Linked DNA regions of Homo sapiens: region 2 is linked to region 1. A link is an interaction called in ENCODE POLR2A ChIA-PET data of the cell type or tissue named here. Cell type or tissue: Panc1. All regions are shown on one strand. Each heading gives the region's core, and the rest is flanking DNA. Links, peaks and the distances in the headings are about the cores only.

Evidence for each region. ChIA-PET counts read pairs that join two places held together with the same protein. Peaks named below come from ENCODE experiments on the same cell type or tissue, not always from the same donor. Only the 100,000 strongest peaks of a DNase experiment are listed, where the experiment ranks them.
Region 2: POLR2A ChIA-PET joins it to region 1 with 12 read pairs; 2 of 35 experiments call an interaction of 5 or more read pairs at or near these places.

What each region holds. Positions count from the first base shown.
Region 1 is chr15:56,459,985-56,470,198 of GRCh38, forward strand. It overlaps MNS1 (meiosis specific nuclear structural 1), which reads right to left and starts at 5,153. Exons shown (of 10, transcript NM_018365.4): 1 at 4,986-5,153; 2 at 4,042-4,263. The coding sequence starts at 4,988. It also overlaps a transcript of TEX9 not described here. RefSeq lists a silencer at 5,083-5,332 and an enhancer at 8,656-8,705. In Panc1, for the core only: no CTCF peak of the experiment used is centred there; a DNase peak (open chromatin) is centred at 5,187; H3K4me3 peaks cover 1,765 bases; H3K27ac peaks cover 954 bases.
Region 2 is chr15:56,541,626-56,551,839 of GRCh38, forward strand. All of the region lies in intron 1 of LOC105370832 (a long non-coding RNA gene), which reads right to left. Among named protein-coding and RNA genes, the nearest start is that of MNS1, 82 kb to the left of the region's middle. In Panc1, for the core only: no CTCF peak of the experiment used is centred there; no DNase peak of the experiment used is centred there.

The DNA.
Region 1 (10,214 bases), core at 1,274-9,273:
TGTCTCAAAAAAAAAAAAAAAAAAAATACATATATATATATATATATATATGTGACTATAGTTTATTCAAATGCAAAGCTTGAGGACAGCCACTCAGGAAACACAAACTCCAAAATAATGGGTCATTGTTCCAACGTGGGGAAGTTAAGGTTTCACTTATATAGGCAGAGACAGAGAAGCTTAACAGGGTTGCAACATTTTCCATATAAGGTCAGTATACATATTATAGCAATTTAATTAGTTGCATTCCAAGGAACATTCCATGAGAAAGGGTAATGATCTTGAGGGGTCTTATCTCTGGTGTCTTTCCTAATCATTTACAGAACAAGAATAAGGAAGATTTAATCTGTAATTGGAAAAGCAGAAGTTGTAGCAGCATGCTATGTGACTCAGGACACATAGCCACATTCCTCTCAAGGCTAAAAACTAAGGATACATGACAACTAAATGCAATCTATGGTCCTCAAGTAGCAAAAACACATTAGTGGACAAACTGATGAAATCTGAATAAATCTCACAGTTAACAGTATTCCATGAAAGCTAAATTCTCCATTTTGATAACTTTTCCATGATTTTCATCTGTGTAAGATGTTAAGAAGTAGTCAGGTGAAGGGTATATGTGAATTCTCTACACTGTTTTTGCAACTCTCCTATAAATCTAAACTTATCTCAAAATAATAAGTTAAAAATATGCATATTTCCAAGATTTGTTCACTGAAAAAACCTGGAAGCAATGATAACCCAAGAATTATGAGTAAACCTAGCACCCAAGTTTTCTTGAAATATTATTTCCACTAAATGATAACAGCGCTTCCTGGCACAATGGCTGATTCCAGGTGTAGGACAAAAAATATAAGAGAGAAATTTTGTATTTGTCAGGGTTCTCCAGAGTAAGTGATTATGAAGGCAGGCAAGTTCTAAGATCTGCAAGGTGAGCTGGCAAGCTGAGGAACTAATGGTTTTGTTCTAGTTTGAGTCCTAAAGCCTGAGAACCAGCAGGCTCAAGACCCAGAAAGAGCCAATGTTTTAGTTTGAGTTCAATGACTAGAAAAAAAGGAAATGTCCCAGCTGAAAGGCAATCAGGCATGAAGAATTCTGTCTTATTCAAAAGAAGGTCAGTCTTTTTGTTCTATTCAGGCCTTCAACTGATCGGATGAGGCCCACCTATATTAGGGAGGGCAATGTGCTTTATACTCAGTCTATGGATTTAAATGCTAATCTCATCCAAAACAACCTCACAGAAACACCGAGAATGATGTTTTATCAAATACCTAGAAACCCCAAGGCCCAGTCAAGTTGACACATAAAATTATCACAAGCCTAGAACAGTTTGTTTTGACAAAAAGCAAGGAAGGTATCAAAGATTAAGGAAATATTGTCAAAAGGACACAGAGGGCCAGGTGCAGTGGCTGACACATGTAATCCCAGCACTTTGGGAGGCCGAGGCAGGCAGATCACTTGAAGTCAGGAGTTCAAGACCAGCCTGGCCAACATCGTGAAACCCCATCTCTACTAAAAATACAAAAATTAGCCTAGCATGGTGGTGCAGGCCTGTAATCTCAGCTACTTGGGAGGCTGAGGGAGAAGAATCTCTTGAACCCAGAAGGCGGAGGTTGCAGTGAGCCGAGATGGTGCGGCTGCACTCCAGCCTGGGAGACAGATGAAGACTCTGTCTCAAAAAAAAAAAAAAAAAAAAAACGACACAGAGGCAATATAAAAGGGCATCCATTGGCCAAGGATGAGATAATTTGAGCATCAAAAATAATAATAAATGCAATTAAGTACATAAATATCTATGAGTCCATAAAGGTATTTTTAAAAAGAGACAAAGTCAAAAACTAAATAAAACAAAAATTTAAAAACAACCACAACATAGGTAGACACCAATGGAAGAAAATAGGACACCAATTCCTTACTCTGAAAATTAACTGTCTCCTTTTTCAGTAAGAATAAATAACCCTAGTCAATAACAAAGTGTTTTTTTGTTGTTGTTTTTTTTTTTTTTTTTTTTTTTTTTTTTTTTTTTGTGGGGTGGGGGCAGGGGAACAGGGTATCTGTCATTCAGGCTGGAGTGCGGTGGCAAGATCATAGCTCACTGCAGCCTTGAACTCCTGGGCTCAAGAGATCCTTCCATCTTGGCCTCCCAAAGTGCTAGAATTATATGGGTGAGCAATTGTGCTGGCCCAAGGTGAAGTTCTTTACAGAGGAATTTCAGCTAATTAAATGTGAAAGGAATAAAAGAATCAGAAAATCAGTTTTTGTAACCACTAATGAAAGAAAAAATTCTTTTGTGAAACCACAGATGAAAGTTTGATGGGAACCTTTACAGTGGAGAAACCAGACTGTCTTCCTAAACCCACTGATCAATACTGGCATCACTAAAAGTGGAACAACCAGACCTCATGTGTTCCCTGTTGTGACACAATGACAAAGACAGCATCACCTATGGAGTATTCTTGCCAAAAAAGGTGGACCGCAATCTAATTGTGTCTTTATGGCTAGGTTCTATTTAGAGGAAATATAACAGATAGGGAAATAAATTAAAGGAACATGAGGAAGCAAACACGTATATTCAGAATGTGGGCTACTGGATAAAACAACTGGCTTAGTTTAGCAAGCTAAAAACATGAAGTCAAAAAAGAAAAACACGGTGAAGGAGGGGCTGTTTTCAATTAAGAGGGACTTAAACAGACATAACCACCAAATACACCGTATGAATGTTCCTTGGATCTTGGTTAAAACAAACCAACTGTAAAAGCAGATTTTTGACACAATCACAGAAATGTGTTTATGGAATGGGTGAGATAATAGTATTATGGTACTCCATGTAAGAAAACATCCATATTTTGTTAGATGTACACTTAACTATGTAGGAAAGAGTTGGTGTGATACCTGGGATATTCTTTCAAATTAAAGAGAAAATAATAAGAATAGGAAAAATATCCAACCCCTAAGATGTGCTTTCTCAGAGTTAAAAAAAAAAATCATATCTAAGCTTTTGAATTTGGAACACAGAAGGGTGGATATCATTTTTTAAATTTGCTTTTGTTATTCTCCACAAAATCCTCCAAAATGTTTAACATACAGCAGCTACTCAAAAACTACTGACATATCAGAATACCTTTTATATATTTATGAGAATTCACTTCTATCATGTCTCAATTCTTATTAGTTTCCCTTTTCTACCACCTTAATCCCTTAAAATGTTGAGATATACCTAAGGGTTCATTTTCTACCACTTAATAATGTATACATTAATTTCAGTAAATTTTTTAAAGGCACCCCTAAATTTTTGTTTTTAGAAATTTATGAAAGGCAACACAATTGTACTTACATGAACAAAACTGGTAGTAATTACAGAGTTCATATTTATGTTAAAAAAAAATCTGAGTGCTTATTCTGTACCAGGCACTATTCCAAGAGTCTTGCATGTATTAACTCATTATTAAAACAATCCTAAGTAGGAGGTACTATTCTTATTCCCCATTTTATAGAAAAAGCATAAAAAATAAAAGCAGGCTGGGCGCGGTGGCTCACCCCTATAATCCCAGCACTTTGGGAGGCCGAGGCGGGCGGATCACGAGGTTAGGAGTTCGAGATCAGCCTGGTCAATATGGTGAAACCCCGTCTCTACTAAAAATTAAAAAATTAGCCAGGCGTGGTGTTGCGCGCCTATAGTCCCAGCTATTCAGGAGGCTGAGGCAGAAGAATCGCTTGAACCCCGGAGGCAGAGGTTGCAGTGAGCCAAGATCGTGCCACTGCACTGCAACCTGGGCGACAGAGCAAGACTCCATCCAAAAAAAAAAAAAAGTAAAAGCAACTTACTCAAGGGTCCGTAGCTAAGGTATAGCAGTAGTAGGATTCAAAGACAGGCCGGCTCCAGAAACCCAGGTCTTTACGATTACACCGAGCTGAGGCACAATCAGGCATCACTTACCTGCTGCTGTTGTTTATCTACTCATTTCCAGCATTAACAGCTGACTTTCATCGTTTCCAAGGTGCAAAATGAAAAAAAAAGTAACAATGAATAGTAAAACTTACCTTTTGAATGGCCTCTTCCATATCCAACTCAAATTGTTCATTTTGTAATAATCTGAGAAATTGCTTGCGCTGAACACGGTTATCATTTTCATTCTGCACCATTTGATTCCTGATTTGACTGTTGACGTTTTTTAGAGCTTGGACATGTAATTTTTTGCAGTAGTTTTCATCTACTAATTTCTGATGCCTTTCACTACAGCTCAAATTTCTCCTTTTGGAACCCTACGATGGAAGAAAAAAAAAGATGCATATTTTGATATTCCAAAATCTAATTTTAAAAAATGTATTGATATAAACCTTAGTAAGAAAGGATACGAAGAGCCTGGCTTCCTTCCTAAATTCAAAGGAGTATACCGAATAAAAAGTAAACGTGGTAAATATGTTCACATATCGATTAAATAGGTACTGTTATTATTACCTATTTTATAGATGAAACATGAAAAGTAACTTTACCCAAGGTTCTGCAGCTAATAAATAGCTGTGCTAGGATTAATCGCACCCTACAGACCCAGATCTTTACTACCACCAGGGAATTTCTCCTCCCCTCATTCCACCCACCACCACCACCACCACGACTACCACCACAGGGCCATAAAGTGCTGTTCAGAAGCTGGTCAGATTTTCCTAACATAAATGTAATAGGTCAATTCGCCGCTATTTATCAATTCGCTTTCTCCTACACTTTTATATCTACTTATTTCTTCAGAGGTTCTATTGGGCAGATTTAAAGATGTATTTAATACACTATGCGAAAAGTGCCAAAAAAGCTGGAAACCACCGCGAGCGTCCCTTCTAATAGCACCTGAAGCCTCCGAAAGCAAATACAAGTTCCCCAATTAATGACCAGATTAAGCACTTAAAATCCTTTTTTAGAAGCAGATGAGCGCCAAACTAGAATTAAATCAACAATAAACAAGTAGTTTCAAGTCCCCCAACTGGCTCACCATCTTGGCTGACGAAAAATACCCCCTCTCGTGGGACCGCGGCCACCACCTCCCGCCGCAAACGCAGCAGCCAGCAGCCCCAAGGAGCGCACCTGGCTGCGCGCGCTCGGGTGTTTACGCGGCGTCTTGGCAACGGTGGAGCTGCGCGCCCTCCGCTCGACCAAAAGTGACCCACGCAGAACGTGGCCTCCCATTGGACGCGATAAGATACAATCGGCATTGAGCTTCTTAGGACCAGGGCAGGAGGGCTACTTCTATAGGTCTAAACTAGAAAAGCGGGAAGTTCAGACTGTGGCCTGACCCAAGCACTTTGCAGTGGGCTAGGGAAGCTCGATTTCCCTCCAGCGGCCGAACTGTGGTTTCAGTGGGTTTGGGAGCCAAGTTCGGGACTGTGGAGACTGCGCACAGAGAAATACGCAAACTACTGCCTAATGCATGGAGCCGAAGGAAATTTCCACGCATGGAGCATCCCGCACACTAAGTGCCTAGTCAGCCAGGTCTCTGCTAGGGACGATGACTGGTTTAATCCTCAGCAATGGGAGTCCAGGTCGCTGTCCCCTTTGCTGGGTTGTGAGGCACTGAGGGTAGCACGAGCTTCCAGCAGCCTTCACTTCACCCCCCCGCCCCCCCCCCCCCCCCGCAGAAGCTGCTGGTAAATTTTGGGACTAAAATCTATGAGCCACATGAATCTTACTCTGCTATGTGGTCCAGGTACCAAGAGAGAGCACGTTACATGATGGCAGGATGTTGATCTGGTTCATTCCATAGGCAGGTTAGACACTAAAGTCCATTTTAAATGGGAAGTTTAAGAATGATAATGGATCAGAGAAATTAGATATACTGATTTTAGAAATGATACATTCAGAGAAATCTTGTCAACACTAAAATATTTGTATAAGGTGATTAGTGGTATAACTTTGTGTTATTCTAATTTGGAGTCCGTCTTCTGTAGCAATATGTCTGCTTAAAGATTAATAACAAATGGGACTTGCAGTTTCAGTGCTGACGTGTAAAAGCTTGGAAGTTGTCACCCCATCCTTACAACCAGATCAAAACAACTAAAAATCAGCGACTTCTCTTGGTTCCATCATACAACTGAGGTCGCTCGTCTCTCTGTCCTTTGGTCATTTATCCCGTGGTTGCATATCTATGTTGTCTCTAGTACTCCACTCATTGCCATCACTGTTTGAGAGAAATGGAGAGAAGGCGTAAACCTGCCCTCTGGGTGTTCTGTGTAAATTGATCTGGAATGGAGCAAAGCAGGCAGCCTGCTATAAATTTCTCTTCTTGGCATATCCATCTCCGCAAAGGGTTGGGCACTGTATAGAAGAGACAGGAGACAGGCATGGGTTCAGGGTTGAACAGGGTATAACACATTCAATAGAGTGTGGGGTTTAATTTGTTAATTCCTAATAGTGAAATAGTGACATTGCAAAGTATTTCAGCAAACATGTATGTTTTTTACTGTTTACTTCTCGAAATGAAGACTTTCGTCTCTAAAGGGAACTTCAGTTATAATTCCTCATTTCCAGTATACCCTTGGATATGGTAGAAGGATTCATATAATTTCATAGGTAATCTGAGAAAAAGATTTTTGGCCAGAATATTGACCTAAATCCAAGACAAATTTAATCAATTGTAACAATTAGCTGATTTTAACCTTTAAAAAATTATCCTAACAATTACTACATTTTTAATAGACTTTGCTCCTTTTTCGAAGCAGTTTTAGGTTTACAGAAAAATTGACAGAATACAGAGAATTCCCCGTCTCACCTCTCCTCCCCACCGCACCCATACAATTTCCCCTATTTTTAGCATTACATATTAGTGTAGTACATTTGTTACACTTGACGAACCAATATTAATATGATTAAGTTCGTAATTGACATTAGGGTTCACTCTTTGTTTTGTACAGGTCTATGAGGATTTGTTTTGTTTTTTTTCTGAGATGAAGTCTGGCTATGTTGCCCAGTCTGTAGTGCAGTGACATGATCTCGGCTCACTGCAACCTCTACCTCCCAGGTTCAAGCGATTCTCCTGCCTCAGCCTCCCAAGTAGCTGAGACTACAAGCAAATTTTTGTATTTTTAGTGGAGACGGAGTTTCACCAGTTTGGCCAGGCTGGTCTTGAACTCCTGACCTCAAGTCATACACCCACCTTGGCCTCCCAAAGTGCTGGGAGTATAGGCATGAGCCACTGCTCCCAGGTGGGTTTTGAGAAATACATAATGTCATGTATCTGGCCAGGAGTGGTGGCTTGCACCTGTAATCCCAGTTACTTGGGAGACTGAGGCAAGAAGGTTGCTTGAGGTCAGAAAATTGAGACATATTGTCATATATCTATTATTACAGTATCATACAGAATAGTTTCACTGCCTAAAAAGTCTCTGTGTTCTACCTATTCATTTCTCCCTCACTCCTTCCTCCCAAACCCCTGGGAACCACTAATCTTTCTATTGTTTCTATAGATTTGCCTTTTCCAGAATGTCGTATCTTTGGAATCATACAGTATGTAGCCTTTTCAGACCGGCATCTTTCCCTTAGCAAAACTCATTTAAAGGTTCCTGCAAATCTTTATGTGACTTGATAGCTCATTTATTTTTATCACTAAATAACATTCCATTGCATGTCATTATTAAAAAACAATTATTACATTTAAATATTATTTCTAGTAATAAATTATTACTATCATAAATGATACTTCATTGTTAAGGGAGGACTTATGCCTTCCCAACATTACAAGGAAGTCTTCTCGTTCATTTCCCTCTAGAAAACAACTTTTTACCTACAAGTCTAGACTAAAATGTCTAGAGTACTGAGGGGAAGGAGCTTTTCCTTATAATGGATGATGAATTATACTGATTAATGTCCCCCAGTAGTTACAATATAACAGGGTTGAACTTAACAGAGTTGCTGATCTGAAATAAAGCATGTTAATAGATGTGCACTGTTAAGTGTAGCTATACAGTAAAAATTATTTACGAAATGGTATTGCTTTATAAAATAAAGCAATTAGAACAAAACAATTTTTCTTTCGTTCAGAAAAATGCCCAAATCTAATCTAATTTGCTGCAGCTGGACACCACCTGCAGATGACTGTTGAAATACTCTGAACATTACACACTTATCTTTTAAATATTGATAATGCCATTCTTCATTTTCTCGACATGAAATCCCAGAGGGAACAATTATGCTAATAAACCTTAATGATTCTTGCAAATAAGTGATCAAACCAAATTGCTGCTGTTGATTTATATTAATGGATGCCTTTAGGATGAGATTTGCTAGTATGGTGCTGCCTCTTGAATCTCAATTCATCTTATTTAGCTGAAGAGGGTACATAGTTTGTTAAATAGATGAAGTGTTTAAAATATAATGTGCTTGTGCAGTTTCTGCACTTCATAATGTTCAAGTATTACCATCTTGCCTTGTGGCAAATCTGCATTTAATGGTTTCATTGTATATAACTTCCTTTAGTACTTTTTCTGTCTGTCATATGCAGTTAGGAAGTGACTACTTTCTGGTTGATGCAGAATAGGCTAACTTCCATATATTGAATTTGATTGTTTCATTAAGACAAGAAAATCTGTTTCTGGATATTTTAGCCACCATAATCTGGGAATCATATGGACTGTGTGATGATGTGATCAAGTGCTAAATAATTGTTAGGGGTAAAGAGACATGAAGAAATGGTTGGTGAGCTCACTGAAACCCAGGCTTAGTGGATGTCTTTCGTTCCTCGTCTCTCACTTTCACTTTTGCTCTTGCATCTTCACTATGTCTACAGGAATAGGAGATTGCTGACTTCATGAATTCTAGCATAACACTGAGAAAGAACTACAGAATTGTAATATATTGATTTCTAGGGTTGAGAACACTACACAGAAAGAATGCTTATTCATTGTAGATATGAATAAAAATTTACCTGGGTAATTTTATTGAAAAGCCACTATTTGTAAATGAGTAGTAAAATAGAAGACTGGCATCTACATATTATGTATATAGGAATGGAATACAGAATTTGTGATGTCAAATAACTTGTGATGTCATTAGGAATTTGTTATATGATGCACAGAGACTGTAATTTGGCTAGCGGTGAAGTAAAGATGACCATATTAAATTCATCATGAAGAGTGGAGGAATCCCCTTCTGAATTATATAAGCTCTTATTGGTAAAAAGAAAAGTATACATATATACCTATATTTATATAGAGATATATACATGTGTAAACTATGTTTATATGGATTTTTTTCATTTCTTAACTTTAAAAAGGTACCAAATTTGATGACATTTGATATATTTATGGCAATTTTTCTAGTGAAAACTTAACCAGACCAAAAATTTTAAACGACTAAAGGCACGATTTTATTTATTGCAAAATTTTCTAATTTAGCAAAAAAACAAAAACAAAACACCACAAAAATGGGTGATCTAAACATGCAGTGTTTAGGGAATGGCTAATTAAATTGTGGCATATCAGCTATGTACCTAGAGAAGTGTGTCTGGAGGGCCAGAGGGGCCAGCCCAGAAGAGGCAAACTGTGGAAAACCTGAGCAGCAGCATCTTGGGAAAGGAGAATAACTGGGCACTCAGAAGCTGGGCACTGACTCTAAGGTCCTAGGGAAAAAGAGGAACACAGCTGCCCTCCATGGGGAACAGCAGATAAAGAATGTGGTCACCAAGGAGGGAGAGCCAAAGAGGCTAAGCTTGCTGTGAGCACAGGAAGTAAGGCAGAGGCCCAGGGCTGTCTACATTGTCCTTGGACCCTGCTTGGACTGTTGGACTGCTGACAGATGTCTGGGAGGGAGGGAGAGAGACAGAGAAAGAGAAAGAGACACTGAATCAATTAACTGAAAGACCAAACAGGTAAGAACAGTCTAGCAGTTCTGTAACAACCTTGCCTTCATAATAGACGACAAAGCGCGTAAGGAAATGTAGTGGAAAACACTTGATTAATATTAGAAAACATTATCCTGCTACCTTATCATTTATTGATTTATTGAGTGCCTCTTACGTGCCAATCACTTCACATGTAATTGTCTTTACTTAGTAAAACAACCCCATTCACTTTATAGATGAAGAAAACAAGATTCAAAGGAAAGAATTAACTAGGCAAGCTCGTAGAAAGGGGTAATCATGGGACAGAGATTTGTACGAAGTCTGTCTCCTAGCTCATTTTTCATGAATCCAGCATTTTTCAAACTATGGATCACAAACAGTATTTAAAAA
Region 2 (10,214 bases), core at 998-8,997, 81 kb after region 1:
ACAAGAAAAAAAAACAAACAACCCCATCAAAAAGTGGGTGAAGGATATGAACAGACACTTCTCAAAAGAAGACATTTATGCAGCCAAAAAACACATTAAAAAGTGCTCATCATCACTGGCCATCAGAGAAATGCAAATCAAAACCACAATGAGATACCATCTCACACCAGTTAGAATGGCAATCATTAAAAAGTCAGGAAACAACAGGTGCTGGAGAGGATGTGGAGAAACAGGAACACTTTTACACTGTTGGTGGGACTATAAACTAGTTAAACCATTGTGGAAGTCAGTGTGGCGATTCCTCAGGGATCTAGAACTAGAAATACCATTTGACCCAGCCATCCCATTACTGGGTATATACCCAAAGGATTATAAATCATGCTGCTATAAAGACACATGCACACGTATGTTTATTGCAGCACTATTCACAATAGCAAAGACTTGGAACCAACCCAAATGTCCGACAATGATAGACTGGATTAAGAAAATGTGGCACACATACACCATGGAATACTATGCAGCCATAAAAAAGGATGAGTTCATGTCCTTTTTAGGCACATGGATGAAGCTGGAAACCATCATTCTCAGCAAACTATCGCAAGGACAGAAAACCAAACACCACATGTTCTCACTCATAGGTGGGAATTGAACGATGAGAACACATGGACACAGGAAGGGGAACATAACACACCGGGGCCTGTTGTGGGGTGGGAGGAGGGGGGAGGGATAGCATTAGGAGATATACCTAATGCTAAATAATGAGTTAATGGGTGTAGCACACCGACATGGCACATATATACATATGTAACAAACCTGCACATTGTGCACATGTACCCTAAAACTTAAAGTATAATAATAATAAAATTAAAAAAATAATAATTTAATAACATGATTTGAACTTAAAAAAAGATCAAAAATGTAAAAAATACAAAAAGAAAATTTATTACCTAATCCCATAAACCAGACCTAAACATTGCTAATGATCTTGTTTCATATATATATATATCTACTTATCTATATCTATATCCATATCCATGCTGCAAAAATCTCCATACAAATTTGTTTTTAAAAATCTTTAAGCAACCCAAATTGTCCTGGCTATGTTTATTAAGTTTGGCACATGATCTCCTTGTCAAAATGATTTTTTAGTTTTCTTTAAATAATGTGACAATGTACTTACAGTAGTTGATTAATACATCTCTTATTCATAATTAAACTAGGATTATTTGACTTAATGGCTTTAATTTTGATAAAAGTGCAACATCGATGCAGGTTTATAATAAATGCAAATTCTACTATTAGAAAGTACTTAACAAGAGTCCATTCTTGCCATTCATACTATTTATTTTTGAAGCATTTATACCTTAACTGACTCAGATTCATCAGTGATTCAGAAAGCAGCAAATTGTGTCCTTTATTGTCTCTTCAAGTTCTCTTCTCTCTCTCTCGTGGCTCTTTTATTGACAACCTACTGATGAGAATGGTGCACCTGAGCTACCTTCATTCTCTGATCCCCCTTTAACCCTGCACACTCGGGATTCCTCTCACACTTCTCTACTGGTACTAGGCTCTTGTATTTGCTAGGTAGAGGCTCAGCTAATTCTAATGGGGACCTTCAAATAATATCTAGAGCTCATATGGTAATCTGTAACATTAGGGACCCAGGTTCCTTCTACTCATCGTTTCATCCCTGTCCACATGATCTAAATGGCTCCTCACCATTTCCCAAGAGGCTCCTCACCATTTCCATGATCTAAATGGCTCCTCACCATTTCCCAAGAGGGAAAGGAAAGAGGAGGGCATCCCATCCCTATAATACAGCTGTCATTCATTTGTCCATAAGCTGTGATCATCAGATATATTGCTTCATTGTTATTTTGAACAATGTATTATATCCGTTAATATGAAAAATAAAATATTTTATGTTACTTACACTTCTTTCCTGATGCTCCCTGTTGCTTATGCAGACCCAAGTTTCTGACCTACACCATTTTCCTCCTCTCTGAAGAACTTCTTGTAATCCTTCTTTGCAAGGTAGGTCTACATCAATTCTTTTTTCTGATAAAGTCTTTATTTTTCCTTCACTTTTGGAGGATAATTTCACTGGGTACAAACTTCTAGGTAGATTTTTTTTTCCTTTCAATTCTTTAAATATTTCACCACATGCTTTTCTTGCTTGCATGGTTTCTGAAAAGAAATCCAATGTCATTTTTATTTTTGTTCCTCTGTAGGTAAAGTGTATTTCCCTCCCCTGGCTTCTTTCTAGATTTTCTCTTTGTCTTTAGTTTTCTGCAGTTTGATTATTATGTGGAGGTGTGCATTTTTGGTATTTACCCTACTCAGTGTTATCCTAGCTTTCTAGATCTGTGGTTTTGAAAATGTTGAAAAATTTTCAGCCATCATTACTTCAAATATTTCTTCTGTTCCTTTCTCTTTCTTCTCCTTTTGGCAACCCTGTTACATATAGTTACACCCTTTGTAATTGTCTTATAGTTCTTGGGTATTCTGTTCCATTTTTAAAAATTCTTTTTTCTCTTTGCTTTTTGGTTTAGAAAATTTTTATTGACATATCTTCAGGCTCAATGATTCTTTCCTCTACTGTATCTAGTCTACTGGCACTCTTCATTTCTGTTACAAGTGGTTTCTTTCCTGGCATTTCCTTTTATTCTTTCTTAGCATTTCCAACTCTCTGCTTATATAACTCATCCATTCTTTCTTGTTGTCCACTTTTTCATTAGACCTCTTAGCACCTTAGCATATTAATCATGGTTATTTTTAATGTTCTGATACTTTCAAAATCTACTGTGTCTGAATATGGTTTGCTTGTCTCTTCAGACTATGGGGGTTTTTTTGTTTGTTTTTTGCCTTTAGCATGCTTTGTAACTTTTTGTTGAAAGCCAAACATACTGTATCAAGTAAATGGTACTGTGGTAAACAGACCTTTCATGTGAGGCTTTATGTTTATCTGATTAGTATATAGACTGTGTTTACTATTGCTATTGTAGTAGGTGTGAAAGAATAAAATTTCCCCTAGTGTCCTTGTTTTTCTCTGTTGTCTTCGGGTTTCCCTAGAGACTCCTTCTCAAATAGTGTCTGAGTCTTATAGTTTCTTTCTCCCACATCAAAGCCTTGAGGAGGCTGAAGTTGGGTATTTTCCTTCTCCAGAGTCAGTTAGAGTCTAGTAAAACTCAAACAAGCTAGATACTATTAAAATAGATCCCTTGAGAACAAGCCTTTGTTAAGGAGAACAGAATGCTCTATGTGTATTTCAAAATGATTATTCCCCGTCTTTATCTCCCCTACCAGAGCATGAGGGGATTTTTCTCTGTTCTTTACCCTGAAAACCTTATGGGACTCCTAGAGGTAAAACTGATGATCCCTAAAGCTGGATCTCCAGGAAGTGTTCTCTCAAACTAGTCCAAGGCTCAATATCCAACAGTTAGTCCATTATCTATAGTATTGTCTCCAGTAGCAACTTCTGTTCCCAGTATGCTGTGATACTCTGTATTTACCTGTCTCTGCCATTTCAGGGGCAGCAGTTTGCCCTGTGGCCTCAATTACCTGATGGATCTAAGAAGAGCTGTTGATTTTCAATTTGTTCAGCTTTCTTCTTATTGTGAGGATGGAAGTGATAACTTCCAAGCTTTACACATGTTGGACCAGAAACCAAAAATCTTGAGCATTTTTCACATGCTTATTAGTCATTTGTATGTCTTCTTTGATAAAATATCTATTAAAATCATTTAGTCATTTTGTGTTGTGTTGTCTTTTTTTTTTTTTTTCAGATGGAGTTTCACTCTGTTGCCCAGGCTGGATTGCAGTGGCGTGATCTTGGCTCACTGCCGCCTCTGCCTCCCAGGTTCAAGAGATTCTCCTGCCTAAGCCTCCCCAAGTAGCTGTGACTATAAGTGTGTGCCACCATGCCCGGCTAATTTTTTTTTGTATTTTTAGTAGAGATGGGGTTTCACCATGTTGGCCAGGCTGGTCTCGAACGCCTGACCTCAGGGGACCCGCCCACCTCAGCCTCCCAAAGTGCTGGGATTACAGACGTGAGCCACCATGCCCAGTGTGTTGTCTTATTGAGTTGTAGGTTTTCTTTATATATTCTGAATATGTGTCAATTTTTAGATACATCATTTGCATGTATTTTTCCCAGCCTGTGGTTTGTCTTACCATTTTTAAAAAGGAAAAGTTTTTAATAGTGGTGAAGTCCAAGTTATTATTTTAAAAATGGATTGTGCTTTTAGTGTCATATCTAATGAATATTTGACTAACCTAAGGTTACAAAATTTTTTACCTATGTTTTCCTCTAAAAGTTTATAGTTGTAGTTTTACACCTAGGTCTATGTTTCATTTAGAGCTAATTTTTGTCTATTGTGTGAGGTAAGGGCCTATGTTCCTTTAGATAAATTGATAGATACATACATAGATGTAATTATTCCAGCTTTTTTTTAAAAAAAAAAAAAAGATTGTTCTTCCCCTACATTGAATTGCTTTGGAATCTTTGTCAAAAATCAACTGACCATATATATATATGTGCATTTATTTCTGAATTCTGTTGTTTTCACATTAATTTATATATCTATCTTTATGCCAAAGCCACACTGTGTTAATTTCTGGAATTTTATAGTAAGTTTTGAAACCAGGTAGTGTAGTCCTCCAGTCTTTTTCTTTGGAATTCTTTTAAACTATTTTAGGTGTTTTTTAATCTAGATTTTAATCTAAATTTTAGGATATGTCTGTCAACATCTACAGAAAACCTACTGGGATTTTGATAAGAATTTTATAGACTTGATTGTTTAATTTGGGGAGTACTGTCATCTTAATATTAACTCTTTCAATCCACGAACACATATATCGCTATTTATTTAGGTCTTTAATTTCTCTCAATAATGTTTTATAGTTTTTAGTATAAAGGTCTTATCCTTGTTTCATTAACTTTATTCCTAAGTATTTTATTCTTTTGAATATTACTACTGTGAAACAATACGTTTTATTAATTTTATTATTGGATTGCTATATTAATCTTGTATTCTGTGACCTTGCTAACCTTACTTCTTAGTTCTTGTAAGTATCTTTGCTTTGCTTTGTTTTTAACTAGATTCCCTGGAGCTCTTGCAGGGTGGAGGGGAAGGAGAATCAGCATTCTCCCTGGGAGAAAGTCCCTATCTATCCCATATCAGCCATACCAGCTCTAGCTTATCTTTTGCATATGTTGAAAAATATCTTAAAAACAGTTTGAATACAAATAATCTACCTTACTCTCCTTTTATTTTGCAAGTGAGGAAACTAGCTGATCGTCAAATCCCTGAGTAAATTTGATGTGTAGTTTAAAATAAAGTGTAAAATTACAAAGGCAAAAACAGGTATGACATGGATATACAACAGAAGTAAGTGAATCAGTAAAATGGCAGTCTTGTTCCTAATGAAACATTCTATTCTGTCATTATAAATATTTATTCACAGATACAACTATTCAGCTTTATGCAAATATCATAGAGGAAAAATATGTAGATTTGTCGTTTTTCTTATCTCAAATTGGAGCTGCATTTGAAAAGGTTAAAAGGCTGTATAATTACACTGTTATTAAATGTCACATGGATCAATATCATTCAGGTTAGGCCAGGTGGTCGTGTAACTCAAGTGTTAGTTATTTGCAAACCTGCTCATGAGTGGCCCCTAAGGTTATTATTAGTGAGGTACCAGCTCTTCTCTTGACTTCATTGCTGTTAGTGTCAGCAAACCAGTGAACCTCTGCCATGTCTTTCCTGTTTATTCATAGAATGTAGTATTAGAACGTTCTTGCTTTTCATGTATGATTGTTTCTACCTTTGAGTATATATCTCATGTAACATTTTAATAATCCTTTTAATATGCATAGCTCATTTAAAATGTATACTAGCCAGCTTGTTATTAATTCTCTTTGGCAGAGATAAGTTAGCTGAATACTAAAAAGCAGAGAAAGAAAGCCACCAGGACTCTCAATTATTAATAGGAGTTATACCCAGGGACTTTTTGACACTGGATACAGGTAGTGAAAGGTCTTATTTTAAAATGGCAAAAGACTGACAGCAAAAGTGCTCTGAAAAATCTCAAGCGAAATGATGGAAACAAGAACAGAGAATAATGTATATATTTTTAAAAGATTTAGAGAAGTCTGACACTTAATCTTGGAAGAAAAACTAATCCAAGTTTTTCACAGTAATTAGAAACCATTGAATTTTTGTCACTTACCTAACCATGTTTATATATTGTAGCGATTGTCTTTAATAGAATAAGAACAGCACAAAATTGTGGCTTATTATAAAGCATAAGGTGATGGTTACTTTTTAAAATCTACATTTTTTATTGTCTGGTATCTCAGGAGGGTGTCAAGGAGCAGCTGAAAGGGACAAATGGGGTATTATTATATAAGATACTAGAAATTTTAATATAGCATTAATATTTTGACTTAGGAAAAAGTTTATAATTGGGTATTTGTGTGCCTGACAAAATATACAACTACTGCCCTCCACTGTATCCTAAAACAGAAAACTTAGACTCCGAGTTCCAAATTAAGTTTTATACATATATTGCTAATACAAAGGATCACAACATATCATAAATTACAAATGTAGCACATTTGGAATAGAAATATAACTAACATTTTAAATTGTCTGCGCAAAATAATTTCACTAGTCACTTTAGAGCTTGGAAGCATTTTGGTGTAGCATTTGGTGTCTCAAGGATCATTTAAAATCTATTAAGATCACGTGCATGGATGCGTTCCTTTTCTTTTGATCGATTTCCCTGCAGCAACAAAAGGCATTCAAGATAGTTACCTTGATCCCAAAGCTGTGTATATAATTTATTTATTTTTGGTGACCGTAGTATTTTTCTTCTTAAGAAGCATGTTTGTAAAGTGTCTATCACCTTTCTGTATCTGTCACGGGGAGAGGGCCACTGCCAAGCATCCTGCCTTAGAATGGGGCTGTCTCTGCAAAGCATCATGCTTCGTGTCAGGAAGGTCAGGTATCTGGGGTCAAATCTTGGCTCTGTTCTTTACTAACATGTGAAGTTTAACCTCCCCTAAACTTAGTTTCATTATCCGTTCACTAGGATAGCAACACCAACCTGGAATTGTTATGAGGGTTAAAATGACTGTATTTAAACATAAGACCCGGCTGGGCATGGTGGCTCATGCCTGTAATCCCAGCACTTTGGGAGGCTGAGGTGGGCAGATCACCTGAGGTTAGGAGTTCCAGACCAGCCTGGCCAATATGGTGAAACCCCATCTCTACTAAAAATACAAAAGTTAGCCTGGCAGGGTGGCGGGTGCCTGTAATCCCAGCTGCTCTGGAGGCTGAGGCAGGAGAATCACTTGAACCTGGGAGTCGGAGGCTGCAGTCAGCCGAGATGGCACCACTGCATTCCAGCCTAGGTGATAGAACGAGACTCCATCTCAAAAAATAAAATAAAATAAAAAACATAAGATCCAGCTCCTAATAAGCACTAATAAATGGTAGCTATGTAATAACAATGCTTCACTCACTACTATTTCAGGACCAGGAGATAATATCTTTGATGAAAAGAGTGAGGAAATAATGATAATCTTCAGCTCTCTTTTTTCCTTGCCTGTTGTCCTCTGTGTATCTCTCCACTGTGACCAGTAGTAGCAAGGAGTGGAGGTGGCTCAGGAAAGTTGGGCAGAGCCACAGCCAGGCTCCAGGACTACCTCAGTGTTGGTTTCAGGATTTCGGTGAACAGGGCAACATGGGTCATTGAGTTAATGTGAAGGCAAGCTCATCAGGATGGTAAAGCAGACAAAGTTTGAAGGAGAAACTTCAGTTTGGAGTGTAGATTATGCGTTGGGCTAGAGTCCTCTGTGTTGCATTTCTGAAGGAGTCTGAGAAAAGCAATATGTGACAAGATGGGCTATAGGTCCAGAATTCTTTTTTTTCCAACCATTTTAATGATGAACGGTTAAGATAAGCTGATGTATTTCTTTCATATATATATATATATATATATAACATAGCACATGTATACATAGGTCCAGAATTCTAAACTTAGATGACCCTCATACGTATTAAATTAGTAAAGGCAATTTAAAAATTCTAAAACCATGTATGTGGGGCAATGGGGATGTCGGTTGACTCATCCCCTGCTAGTGACATTGCAAATGAGTAATCTTTCAGGACAGCAAATTGAGTAAGATTTAGAGAAAAACATCACAAAACCAATCATATTGTTCAAGACTTTCTGAAGTAAGTAAAAATTGCATTCCTCTGTAATTTTGAAGGACCCTAGAGTAGCTCACACCATTGAAGACTGAGCTGTTGACCATCTAAGGCCTGCATCCTATATCTCAAGATCCAAGAGAAACAGAGGACTGAATCTTTCCCTCTCCAACATGGACACTGATTGGACAGACTCAGGTCACATGTCCTTCCCCCAACACTGACAAATCAGTCATTTCCCAGAGGAATACAGGAGAATGAGGAGCCCATCCAGTGAAGGTGAGCACTATAAATGACCACTCCCTGGACCACACTCCTCCTTGTGCATTTCCTGAAGAAAAGGGAGGTGAACAAGAAGACAGGAAATGGGAAAACATCCTAGACAAAATAAAATAGCCACCACGATCCAATATTTTCATCATGCTCTTTCTGATAATAATATTCCTGAGAATATATCCCAAGAAGTAAGTTGAAATGGGGGAAGAGAGGGTTTGTATGATTACTGTGCCAACATATTATAGCTGTGTATGTCTGAACATTAAAAAAACTAACTGAAAATGCTCCAAATGATCAAATGCCAAGGAATGGCTAAATATACTCTGGCAGTTTGCAATAATAAGCCAGTTTAACCTACTCAATTTTTTATTTTTTTAAATGACAAGTAATAATTGTACATATTTGTAGGTACATTGTGATGTTTCAATGATATAATATATAGAGATCAGATTAGGGTAATTACCATATTCATATCTCAAACATTTATCACTTCTTTGTGTTGGGAATATTCAATATTCTCCTTCTAGATATTTTAAACTATATAATATATTATTGTGTGCTACAGTCATCTTATGGTGGTACGGAACACCGGAATTTATTCCTCCTATGTAGCTGTAATTGAGAGTGTACTTTGTTCAACAGTAACATAGTAGGAACATAAGGATGGATAAAACATGGACTCTGTCCTTAAATGGTCACCCTGTGGCATTACTGATCACAGCAATGGATATTTTTGAGCACTCACCAGTTGATAGGCAATGTGCCAAGTTGATACATTCAATCGTCTGAACAATATTCTGAGAGAAGCACTTTAGTTATATCCATTTTATAGATGACAAAACTGATTTTAACTTCCCTAAAGTCACATGCTTAATAATTAATGGAAATGGGACTCCATCCCAGGCCTTCTAACTCTAAAGTTTCTAACTTCAAAGGTAACACTGTAATAGAGATTTAAAACAAAATTCTGTGGAAATACCAAAGAGATAATTCTTTCTAACATTTTTTTGAGTTGTAATTTGACAAGCAATGAGCTGCACATGTTTAAGGCATAGCATTTGATAAGCATTGAAATGCAGCTGTGAAGCCATCTGACCATCTATGACTACAGATTAATGTGCATTTCTAGAATTTTAAGTTTGTCTGAAGTTTGTCAGATTAATTATATTGAGATCCAACCATAATGCTGCATGTATCAAAAGTTTATTTTATTTTATTGCTGGGTAATATTCCATTGTTTGGATATACCACGATATATTTATCCATTCAGCTGTTGAAAGACATTTGGATTGTTTCCAGTTTTAGTCTATTACAAGTAAAGCTGCTGTAACAACAAAAGCACAGGCAAAAAAAGTAAAAATAGACAAACTGTACTACATCAAAATTTAAAACTGCTGTGCATCAAAGGACACAATCAACAATGAAAAGACAACCTACAGAATGGGAGAAAATATTTGCAAAGTATATATCTAATAAGGGGTTAGTATCCAGAATATATAAAGAACTTCTACAACCTAACAACAACTCAAAAAACCCCAGGCAATTAAAAAATGGACAAGGGACTTGAGTAGACATTTCTCAAAGAAATATACAAATGGCAAAGAAACACATAGAAAGACATTCAACATCACGAGTTATTAGAGAAATGCAAATCAAAATCAACTGATAACACCTCTCACCCAAAGGATGACTATTATCAAAAAAATAGAAAATTACTAG